Regions from separate parts of the Homo sapiens genome. Here region 1 is linked to region 2. A link is a loop called in an ENCODE intact Hi-C map of the cell type or tissue named here. Cell type or tissue: psoas muscle. All regions are shown on one strand.

The links. Peaks named below come from ENCODE experiments on the same cell type or tissue, not always from the same donor. Only the 100,000 strongest peaks of a DNase experiment are listed, where the experiment ranks them.
Region 1: a loop joins it to region 2, with 2.6 times the contacts of the local background. A loop is called at or near these places in 17 of 110 quality-filtered maps.

What each region holds. Positions count from the first base shown.
Region 1 is chr9:84,052,877-84,057,876 of GRCh38, forward strand. No RefSeq gene overlaps it. Among named protein-coding and RNA genes, the nearest start is that of RMI1, 75 kb to the left of the region's middle. In psoas muscle, no CTCF peak of the experiment used is centred here; a DNase peak (open chromatin) is centred at 1,905; H3K27ac peaks cover 3,807 bases.
Region 2 is chr9:84,170,651-84,175,650 of GRCh38, forward strand. No RefSeq gene overlaps it. Among named protein-coding and RNA genes, the nearest start is that of SLC28A3-AS1, 110 kb to the right of the region's middle. RefSeq lists an enhancer at 2,329-2,838. In psoas muscle, a CTCF peak has its summit at 2,636 (motif pointing left); a DNase peak (open chromatin) is centred at 331; H3K27ac peaks cover 1,087 bases.

The sequences.
Region 1 (5,000 bases), 120 kb before region 2:
TCTTTTTAAATTACCGAGGTTTAGGTATTCTGTTATAAGCAACAGAAAATGAACTAAGACAGGCATCTATACATATATACTTGAAAATACACGGAATATTTCTGGCACATTTTCTATAGCAAACTGATAACACTGATAAAACCAATAATACTGCTTCTGAGGAAGGGAATTCGATTTAAGGTGTTCAGGGATGAAGACAACCTACTTTTTACGTATGTAATATACTATTTTGTATTTTTTGAATTATTCTTTTTAGCATATGCATTACTTTTGGAAAAATGCATTAATTTTGGAAAATAATCTTTAAACAAAAGAAAAAATGAGTTCTATTTGACTATTAGGCCTCTATGATTAATATTTGGCCTTTGTAGCATTGAACACTGCAACCTTAACATGGTAATTTTTTTCCATAATGACTGAGATAATAGTATTTACAATGTAATAAATATGTATGAAAAAAGATTATGACTATATTTTGAGCATAGTGAGTTTGGGGTGTCAGTAGGAAACAGGCAGATGGAAATATCTAACAGGAGTTGGAAATGTGGACTGGAGCACTAGTCAAAACTGAAGATTGTTATAAAAGACTGAGTAAAATACCCAAAGGAGAGAATGTGGAGGGAAGAAATGGGCTCTGGGTATAACCAAAGGCATCAATTACCTCTGGGGTCAGAAGAGGAAAGAGGAGTCAGAGAATGAGAGGCAGATCTGAGAGTGAACAGCTTTATACAAATCATGGGAGAAGATCACGTGAAGAAATGAGAATTGGTGGTAGTGGCTTGCTGCAGAGAATCTGAGGAGAATGAAAACTAAGAAAATCTGTAGATCTGATTTTTCAATTGTTATCAAGAGAGTATTTTCTGTACATGATGAGATGGTTAGAAGATGAAGGCTGTGAAAAAGAAACTTGGTAGTGAAGGGAAGGAGGGAAGGACAGGAATGTAGTTCAAGGGATAGCCTGGTGAGTGGAGGTGGGGTGTGTGTGTGTGTGTGTGTGTGTGTATGTGTGTGTGTGTGTGTGTGTGTATTTTAAGATGGGAAGCACATCAAACCATTTATACACTGGCAGGAAGAAGTCACAGAAGAAAGAATGAAGAAGTATTAAAATGTGGTCAGACTGGGGAGATTAAGAGCCATAAAGAGGGGCTTTCACCTTGAAATAGAGGAAGGTCACTTTTTAATCTGGGACAGCAGTGAAGGAAGCAAAGATAGGGAAGAGACAGGAAGTGATGTTAATGTAGAAGAAGCACCACCACATTTTGAATAAAGGAACAATGAGATCATCTGCAGAGAATAAGGAGATTGGAATAGAAGGGGGCTTTACATTTATAGAAGAGTGTTGTGCATTGTATAATTAGAAAAGAAACAGAAAGGGTCTTAAGTTAGCAAAGCAGGTGTTTTGCAGCAGCATGACATAATGAAAAGAACACTAACTTTGGAGCCAGAAAGACCTGAGTTTGAGTCCTGGCTTCATTCCTTGTTAACAAGTTACCAAACTGATCTTTCTTAATTCCTCAATTTTATTACAGAATAGGACAACAATACCTACTCTGTCAAGCTGTTATGCAGATTCAATGATAGGACATGCTAGTTAATTTTAGTTTCAACAAACATTTACTAATCTCCCATCATGCACCAGATACTCCGCTAGGAGTATCTCTTTATCCTGAGTTTAAAGTCTAGGAGGGGGGAATACACTTCCTCATTTTCTTTTGGGACAAAGAATAAACTTTTGCAGAATTATGAAGGGACTTGCTAAGTACTTTCCTGCTTGTGCACTTTTAAATACTGGATCAGATTCACCGGCGGGTTTTATTCTGGTCTGTCTGGATTTAGCCACTAATGCAAGGGAACCACTTCTCTGAGGCCGTGAGCGATTCTTACCCCTTGCCCTTTGGCAAAGCCCTTCACAGCTGCTGATTATGAAAGATGAGTGGCCTTGGACTGCTGACCACTTCAATGATGACTCGGCTTGTCTCATTCTTATCTCTGCAATAAGCCTGATGTGTATTTTTTGTCTTTTGTTGTTGTTGTTATTGTCGTTGGTAGTATCTAAATATAGAGTTGTTTATCTTTCAAATAGCCTCCCAGAGAGAAATGACCTGAGACTGAGAAACTGAGAACAATTGACCAAAATCATGAACAGTAATGAAATTCATTCATTTATAATCTTCATTACTTTTAGGGAGAGTAAGTAAAGACATGCATCCTTGATTAGAGAGATTGGATTAATTGTAATGATTGGACTTAGAGTGTGAGTCTACAGAAATCTTAAATTAAATTCTAACAGGAGTGCTTTTGCAAAAGGATTATAAATTAAAGCTTTAATTTGTGTACTTTAGTTGTTTAGGTGATTGTAACATCATTTAAGCATTTAATGACAGTGAAATTGTTCCAGTGTCATCGGTGATTTGTGATGAAGATCAGCACGTCCAGATCAGAACTGGGTTAATTGCAGCTCATCACCAAGGAAAGTACAAAACATTCTAACCAATACCAGGACTGTAGTGTAGACATCTTTCCCTTTTTAAGTTCTTTTCCAATGCCACTGAGCATTTATATCCTTGTATTGCATTAATAAGGATTACACTGGCCCCATTTCTAGAACTATGTAAATACCAACCTGACAAAGTTGGTGATAGGAAGTTCATAGATGTTTCTTTTTCATATATTGCCCTCTCAGTTCTCCCAGGTAGGCCAATCTGTTTTCCACAGGACTGATCTATTGCTCTGGTTGTCAGCCTTGTTTGAAAATTATTGCAGTGTCCATGGGCATCAGTGGAATATTCCAGCTGACCTTTGTTAGGCCTTTGAATAAAGAAGACAAAACAAACAAAACCCCAAGCAAGCCAACAACGACAACAATAATTGGCAAATGCCACAGTATCTTCAGTGATTAACCACGATTTTCTTTAGAAACCTTGTGAGTCTGGGCCGGGCATGGTGGCTCACGCCTGTAATCCCAGCACTTTGGGAGGCTGAGGCGGGCGGATCACGAGGTCAGGAGATCGAGACCATCCTGGCTAATATGGCGAAAACCCGTCTCTACCAAAAAAATACAAAAAAATTAGCCGGGCGTGGTGGCGGGCGCCTGTAAGTCCCAGCTACTCTGGAGGCTGAGGCAGGAGAATGGCGTGAACCCGGGAGGCGGAGCTTGCAGTGAGCCCAGATCGCGCCACTGTACTCCAGCCTGGGCGACAGACCTTGTGAGTCTGTTAAAATAGAAGCAGACACAAGATTAATTTGCTTCAAGTGAGATAATCCGTGAAAGGCATTCACTCCACACAGAGCCTGGCACAGGGTCAGTGCTCAAAAACGGCAAGCTTATTACCATTATTTTTATTATTTGGAATTAATGTTATCTGTTTCCCCCTCCCTCTCGCTTTTTGGTCCTCACTTTTTACTCGGAATACCAGTGGAATAAAGGTAAACAGCATCCGTTCTCATTTCTGAGGACAGGCTGCCCTGATGTTGAAGGTGATAGAATGGTCAACAGCCCTGGAAGCCCACTTCAGATTCTGGGTAGCTTTGCTGGGTCACCATGGCCTTGCAAACTGGCAGCTGGCTGGAAGATTGACGCTATGTTTGGCATTGGCTTACAATGGAGAATTGCTATGCGTAGCCAAAAATCTTCCCTGGCAGCCAGGAGTGGAGAGCAGCCTTGGACCCCACTTCACAGCATTCCTTTAAATGATGTTACTGTATTCACAGGCCAGAATTTAAACGTTTGCAGTAACAAGGGAGCCAGTTTTTGGATAGTCAAAGGCATTTTGTCAACAAAAGAGTATTCAGGCCATGCTATATATTTATGGTTCTATTCATCTCACCTTGTAGATAAGGAGGATTTGGAACCGCTGTAGGCTCTAAATAAACTCTTATTTTAATGCAGATGGCTCCTTATTCTAAATAATATCCTTTATATTCTTTTGCCTCAGACTTGGCATTTCTAACTCCTTGATGAATATTTCTACTCAGATTTCCAGCCATTAACACCTGTTCCCAACTCCTTATTTTCTATCTGTGCTATCACGATTATTGAGAAACTGTATATATAGTGATTACAATTGAGGGCTTTGGAGGCTGACTGCTGGGTTTTAAATCCCTGCTGTGCTATTTACTAGGTATGTGGACTTGGATAAGTTATTTGACTTCCTGGTGCCTCCTTACCTCCTCTTTGTAATAATAACACATCCCTCATCAAGTTGTTGTAAGCATTGAATTAAATGTTTAGACCAATGCCTGGAATGTAGTCAGTGCTTGTATCAGTTTGGTTGTATTAGGCTGCAAGTAACAGAACACCAATTAATAATAGCTTAGGCAATAAATACATTTAATTATCTTTTTTTTTTTTTTTTTTTTTGAGACGGAGTCTCCCTCTGTCACCCAGGCTGGAGTGCAGTGGTGCAATCTTGGCTCACTGCAACCTCCGTCTCCCTAGTTCAAGCAATTCTTCTGTCTCAGCCTTCCCGAGTAGCTGGGACTACAGGCTCATGCCACAACATAGTAGAGATGGGGTTTCACCATATTGGTCAGGCTCGTCTCAAACTCCTGACCTTAGGTGATCCACCTGCCTTGGCCTCCCAAAGTGCTGGGATTACAGGCATGAGCCACCACATCTGGCTCATAATTATCTTATATAAGTAGAATTCTGGAGGTGGGAAGTTCCAGCCTTGCTGCAGCAGTTCAGTGGTGCCACCAAAGACTGCATGTCTTTTTCTCTTTCCCTTCTGCCATCTTTCCCATGTCAGCTTTTCATCTTCATGGCTATCACAGGTCACCAGGCTGCTGCAGCTCCAGGGATCAAGGCAAAATGAAGGGGAAAAGGCAGGGGTGGCATCGACTGTCTCTTGCATCAGGAAAGCAAAAGCTTTCCCAGTTCCCAGGAGCCTTCCAAAAGATTTCTCCCTACATCTTATTGCCAGGACTAAGTCACATGTCCTCCCGTGACTTTGAAGGAGGCTAAGAAAGTGACGATCTAGTTTTCCAGCTTCTGTAATAAG
Region 2 (5,000 bases):
ATATGCGAAGTCTCTGACAGAAAGTCCCTGGTACGTGACTCCAGCCTGGGCAATGGCAGCGTCTCAGTGTCTCTGCAGTTACTCATTCACTGAGGGGGTGTGTGTGCATATTTGTATGTGTGTGTGTGTGTGTGTGTGTGTGTGTGTTCTTCTCACCCTCCCCAACATTGTTGTCCCTGGAGCTTCTGTAAGTGACAGGACAGAATGAAACAGGGCCTTGTTGAGAGGTGGAAAGCCTGCCAGCTGGCCCTATGGTCTGCTTGGCCCCCAGGAGGCCGTTCCTGACACCTGGTCCCATATGGCAGTGCATGCTCCAGGACATGAGCCAAGCAGTCCCTCCGAGTAACAGAAACACATTCCTAACTCTGTGGTCAGACCAACAGGAGGCAGGGAGGCGGGGTGGAGAGCCTGCGCCTGGAAGTTCAGTGCATGCTGTCAGTACTGCTCTCTTTATCCCTCAGAGCCCTTCCTTCCTTGTGAACAGAAGTCCAGGCATCTCAAAGGTCTCTTCCAGTGTCTGTGATCTTACAATAATGAAAACAAACTTCTTGTTGAGTTTTAGAAGTTCACCAAATTCTTTCCTCAAATCCACTCAGCCCCACTTCTGGCCTCCCTATTGTACATCTGTTTATCTGTCATGATCTAGATCAAATCCGGCTCCCCAGATGAAGTCTCCCTGAGAGAATGTCAATGATCTGCCATACTTGTCGTCTAATTTATATTTTGTTACTTTTATCTATGTCTTAAAAATCCACTTGAGATTGCAAACTCCTTGATGAAAATGGCAGCAGCAGCAGCATCTTTGCATCCTCTGTAGAAAGGATCCCCAAATGTGGGTTGACTGACCTGCAATGATAGCCTGCATCCAAATAACACAGGGTATTTAACAGTTCGGATTTCCACGTGCAACCCCTGGAGATTCTGATTAGAGATCTAGGATGGGATCGAGGGATCTATCTTTAAATAGCATCTGCGGGGTTTCCCACACAAAGCCTGCTCAGAGAGCTCCTCCACCACCTCCTTTATATGGTGATTTGATTAAGTGCCCAATATATATAGGCCGAATGAGTAGAGGAATTTAATTTATCACATCTTTTTTTAGTCATCCTAAAATTTTCCAGAGTTCACAAAGATGTAGCACATAAATCAAGATTGTGACATTTAATGAAAACAATGTCATTGAGTTGTTCCAACAGCATTTTCTAATATTTAGAAATGTTTTGTGCCATGAAGGTAAGATATAAGATTTTATTTCTTGAATTAGTTTTTGGTGTTTGAGTTGAAATGGGCAAACTTTCTTGTGAAGACTTTTGCAGCACTTAATTCTCCTCTCTACCAAGTTCCTTGATGTCTTCCTCCTGTCCCACCTGCCTTCCACTTATAATTTCTGCCAATTTAAGAGAAGTATAAGCTCTTTCCCCCTTTTCTCTTCTTCTGTCAGAATCTGCTATATCTCTTACTCTCTATTTATTCCTCTATCCATTCATTTAATAAATGTTGACTGAGGACTGCTGTGTACCAGGCACAACATTAAATTCTGGGAATGCGGCAGTGAACAGAACAGCCTTGGCTTCTGCCCCTGTGGGATTTACGCTCTCAGTGGGGAAGGCAAATGTGATATAAATAATTACAAATATTAGCTAGAGCCTTTCGGCTTTATCTCATTTGTTAAGCTAATGACATCTAAACTGTTGGCTGCTAATGACTTAACATCTTATTCTTCCCAGATAACATTTCCCGCGAAAAGACTTTAGCACCTTACTTTGAGAAGAAAGGATGAAGTGGAGGGGGAGGAGTTTCAAAAGGAGATCTATTTGTGGAGGGGACGTTTTCTGACATTAAAAAATTATAATATGTAGCTAGATGCCTACTCCACCTGACCAAATTGTCCTCTTATGCTAAAAAACATTGGTTTCAGGTCCTTTGTATAGGATTGTCCAACATGCAGCATATATCCTAATGGTGGGATGCAAGATGTATTAGGTAGTTGAAGCAGATATGGTTAGTGCCCTAAGCAAACTACCTAGGCACTTGCAGTTCCTCGCTGTGCTGATGGCTTCTGTTTTTTGTTTGTTTGTTTTTTGAGACGGAGTCTCGCTCTGTCACCAGGCTGGAGTGCAGTGGCGCAATCTCGGCTCACTGCAATCTCCGCCTCCCGGGTTCAAGCGATCCTCCTACCTCAGCCTCTCGAGTAGCTGGGACTACAGGCGCCCGCCACCATGCCGAGCTAATTTTTTGTATTTTTAGTAGAGACGGGGTTTCACCATGTTGGTCAGGAAGGTCTTGATCTCTTGACCTCGTGATCCGCCCACCTCGGCCTCCCAAAGTGTTGGGATTACAGGCGTGAGCCACCGCGCCCGGCCCGGCCTGTGCTGACGGCTTCTTAACTGCAAATGTCTGTAACTCAGATTGCAGGAGCTGGCTTGCCCACCTTCACAGCGGGCCTGCAGTGGTAGGAGTTAATGGTCACATCCACGAGAGTAGCTTTCAAAGAATGACGAAGGGAAGATGGTGGGTAAAACTCTGAGGCTCATTCTCCAGCTTTCTTAGGGGGTCCGCAGGGATGCAACCCCAAAGACCGTAATGCTCCCTGGATTGACTTTCCTCTCTTCACACTTATTTCCCCGGCCCCCTAGTGGTGCTTCTTGGGAACACCTCTCAAATAGATGATTTGTACTCTAGTCCTAGTCTCAACCCAACCTAAAACAATGGCACATGGGCACATACTTTTATTTTAATGGCCATGTGTTTTAACATGTATTAGAAAAAATATAAATTGCACACCGTATCTGTGATTTCATGGATATTAGTGAAGCTTAAGTTTCAAAAGTGAGTCAATTTAAACCGAAGTGGAAAGTAATGGTATTCGGGTATTTGACAAATCACAAAGGGAGAGTGTGAATGGGGGATAATTGTATTAGAGCTTGAGGTTACCTGTAAACTGGAGCGCTTCCAGCTTTCTGGAATAAACTCAAGGACACTGGTCCTTAATTCAGTGTTCCTGAAAAGACTCCCAGGGGCTCACCAGCCCTTGAGAGATTATGCAAAGTTTTATGTATTTGGATCCTCTTCCTCCCAAAAGTTCATTTGCCTTAGTCTTAGAAAGGCATATTTCACTCAAAGTCAAGAGAGAGAGAGAGAGAGGAAAAAAAAAAGGAAGGAAGAGAGGGAGAGGGGGAGGACAGGCAGACACTCTGTTTTTCTATTTTATTAATGTAATTCAGATCTCTGTTTCTGTTGCAAAAAAGCAAAAAATAAAACAAAGGAGAGGAATGAGGAGATGGAGCCCTGATCCAAATAACAACAACAACAAAAAAAGTGTCTGTAGAATTGGGTTACTGGATGACTTCGGGGAGATGAGCTATCCATCACCACCCGCATCCTCAATAAAAAAACCTGGAAATATCTTCTGAGGATTTTTGCTTGTTAGGAAGGATGGCTATAGCCCAAGAGCAGCATCTGTATACAATGAGTGAAAAAATATTTGGTAACAAAGATCCATTAAACACCCAAATCTACCAAGTATCAGATGGCAAGATAAATGAGATTTTTGTACATGCAAAGCAAATTTTATATAAACAATAACCAAGGCAGTTCCTGTTGCTTCATAAAGCAGGACTTCTGTTAATAGCAGAAACAGCAAATACAGAAAACCAAGCCAATGCATTTTAATGCCTGATTTTGATGCATTAAAAAAATCAAGAAATTCAACAATTCACAGCCAATTGTATATTCATGCCACCCAGACTGAATTAGGATTAGAATCAGCTGTGAGCAACAGAAAATCCAAAATAATGAGTGGTGGAACAAAGATGGAAATTTATTTTTTTCATGTGAAAGTCTGAGTAAATGGTCTAGGGGCTGGTGTGATTATTCATAATACCAGGGAACATTGAATGGCTTCTCCAGTTCAAGCCATCATGTCCCCATTCCAGCCAGCAGAAAGGAGGAAAAGAAGCTTCCCTATAAGGACACTTCTGTGATGTTGCATACACCACTTCCTCTTACATTTCTTTGCCTAGAACTTAATAACTTGACCACACCTATCTGCAAGAGAGGGTAAGAAATGCAGTTATTATTCTGGGAGTTCATATGCTCAGCTAAAAATTCTCTTGCTGTGGAAGAAGAGAATAGATATTGGGTAATACCAGCAGTCTCATCTACCCAGATTTCGTACATATTGGTAGTTCTAAGTAGTTAACTTTGGCATGATACTCAACTGTAAGTCTTATTTAATGTGTCAATGAAATTGCTTGACCCTAATCACCCAGTTTTTAAAGCTGCCTCTAATTAAATCTTTTCTGACATCCACAAATAAAGCATATTTTTCATTTTGAGTATCTGTCTACTTGATGCTGGACAAAATTCGGCCCACCTAGAATAGCAGGTATAGTTTGTGGGTTATCGAAACCCTTTGTTCTCTCTCCTTTTCTGTTCAACATACTTGTGGCCACTTTCCCATTAGTTAAAGTCTGAAATAGAGAAAGAAAGATTTAAAAAAGAAATAAAGTCTAATCAGATGTTTTGTTCCTTTTCAGCAACATTTCTCCAGGGCTAAAGTAGAAGAGATTAGAAATAAGTAACATTAAGTTTTGGGATTTATCTGTCATAAAAACAGTCCTTTAGGCCAGTTGATGAGCAAAGCCCTTTTCACTGCCATCTGTAATTGTGGCTGCAGCCCTGTGAAGAAGGCAGTGTCATCTCCACTTGAGCGAAGAGATGAAACTTACCAGACAAAGCAGTTATTAAAGGGCAAAGCCAGGATTTTCACTGGGGTCTCTCTGACCCCCAAAACTCTGCTCTTTTGACTGCTCCACCCACAGAGTCCCTCCTGCCATGAGTCTTTTAAGCATCATTATCTCCAGTGGAGAGAAAGTTTTTACATGAACATTGGCTGAGACTAAAAGCAGGCCTTGGAGACATAAACAAACTGAAGAGGTTCAGAAAGTGCTCGTCAGCCTGCTCCTTGTGGTCTGTCTGCCCTCCCAGATTTTGAGTTT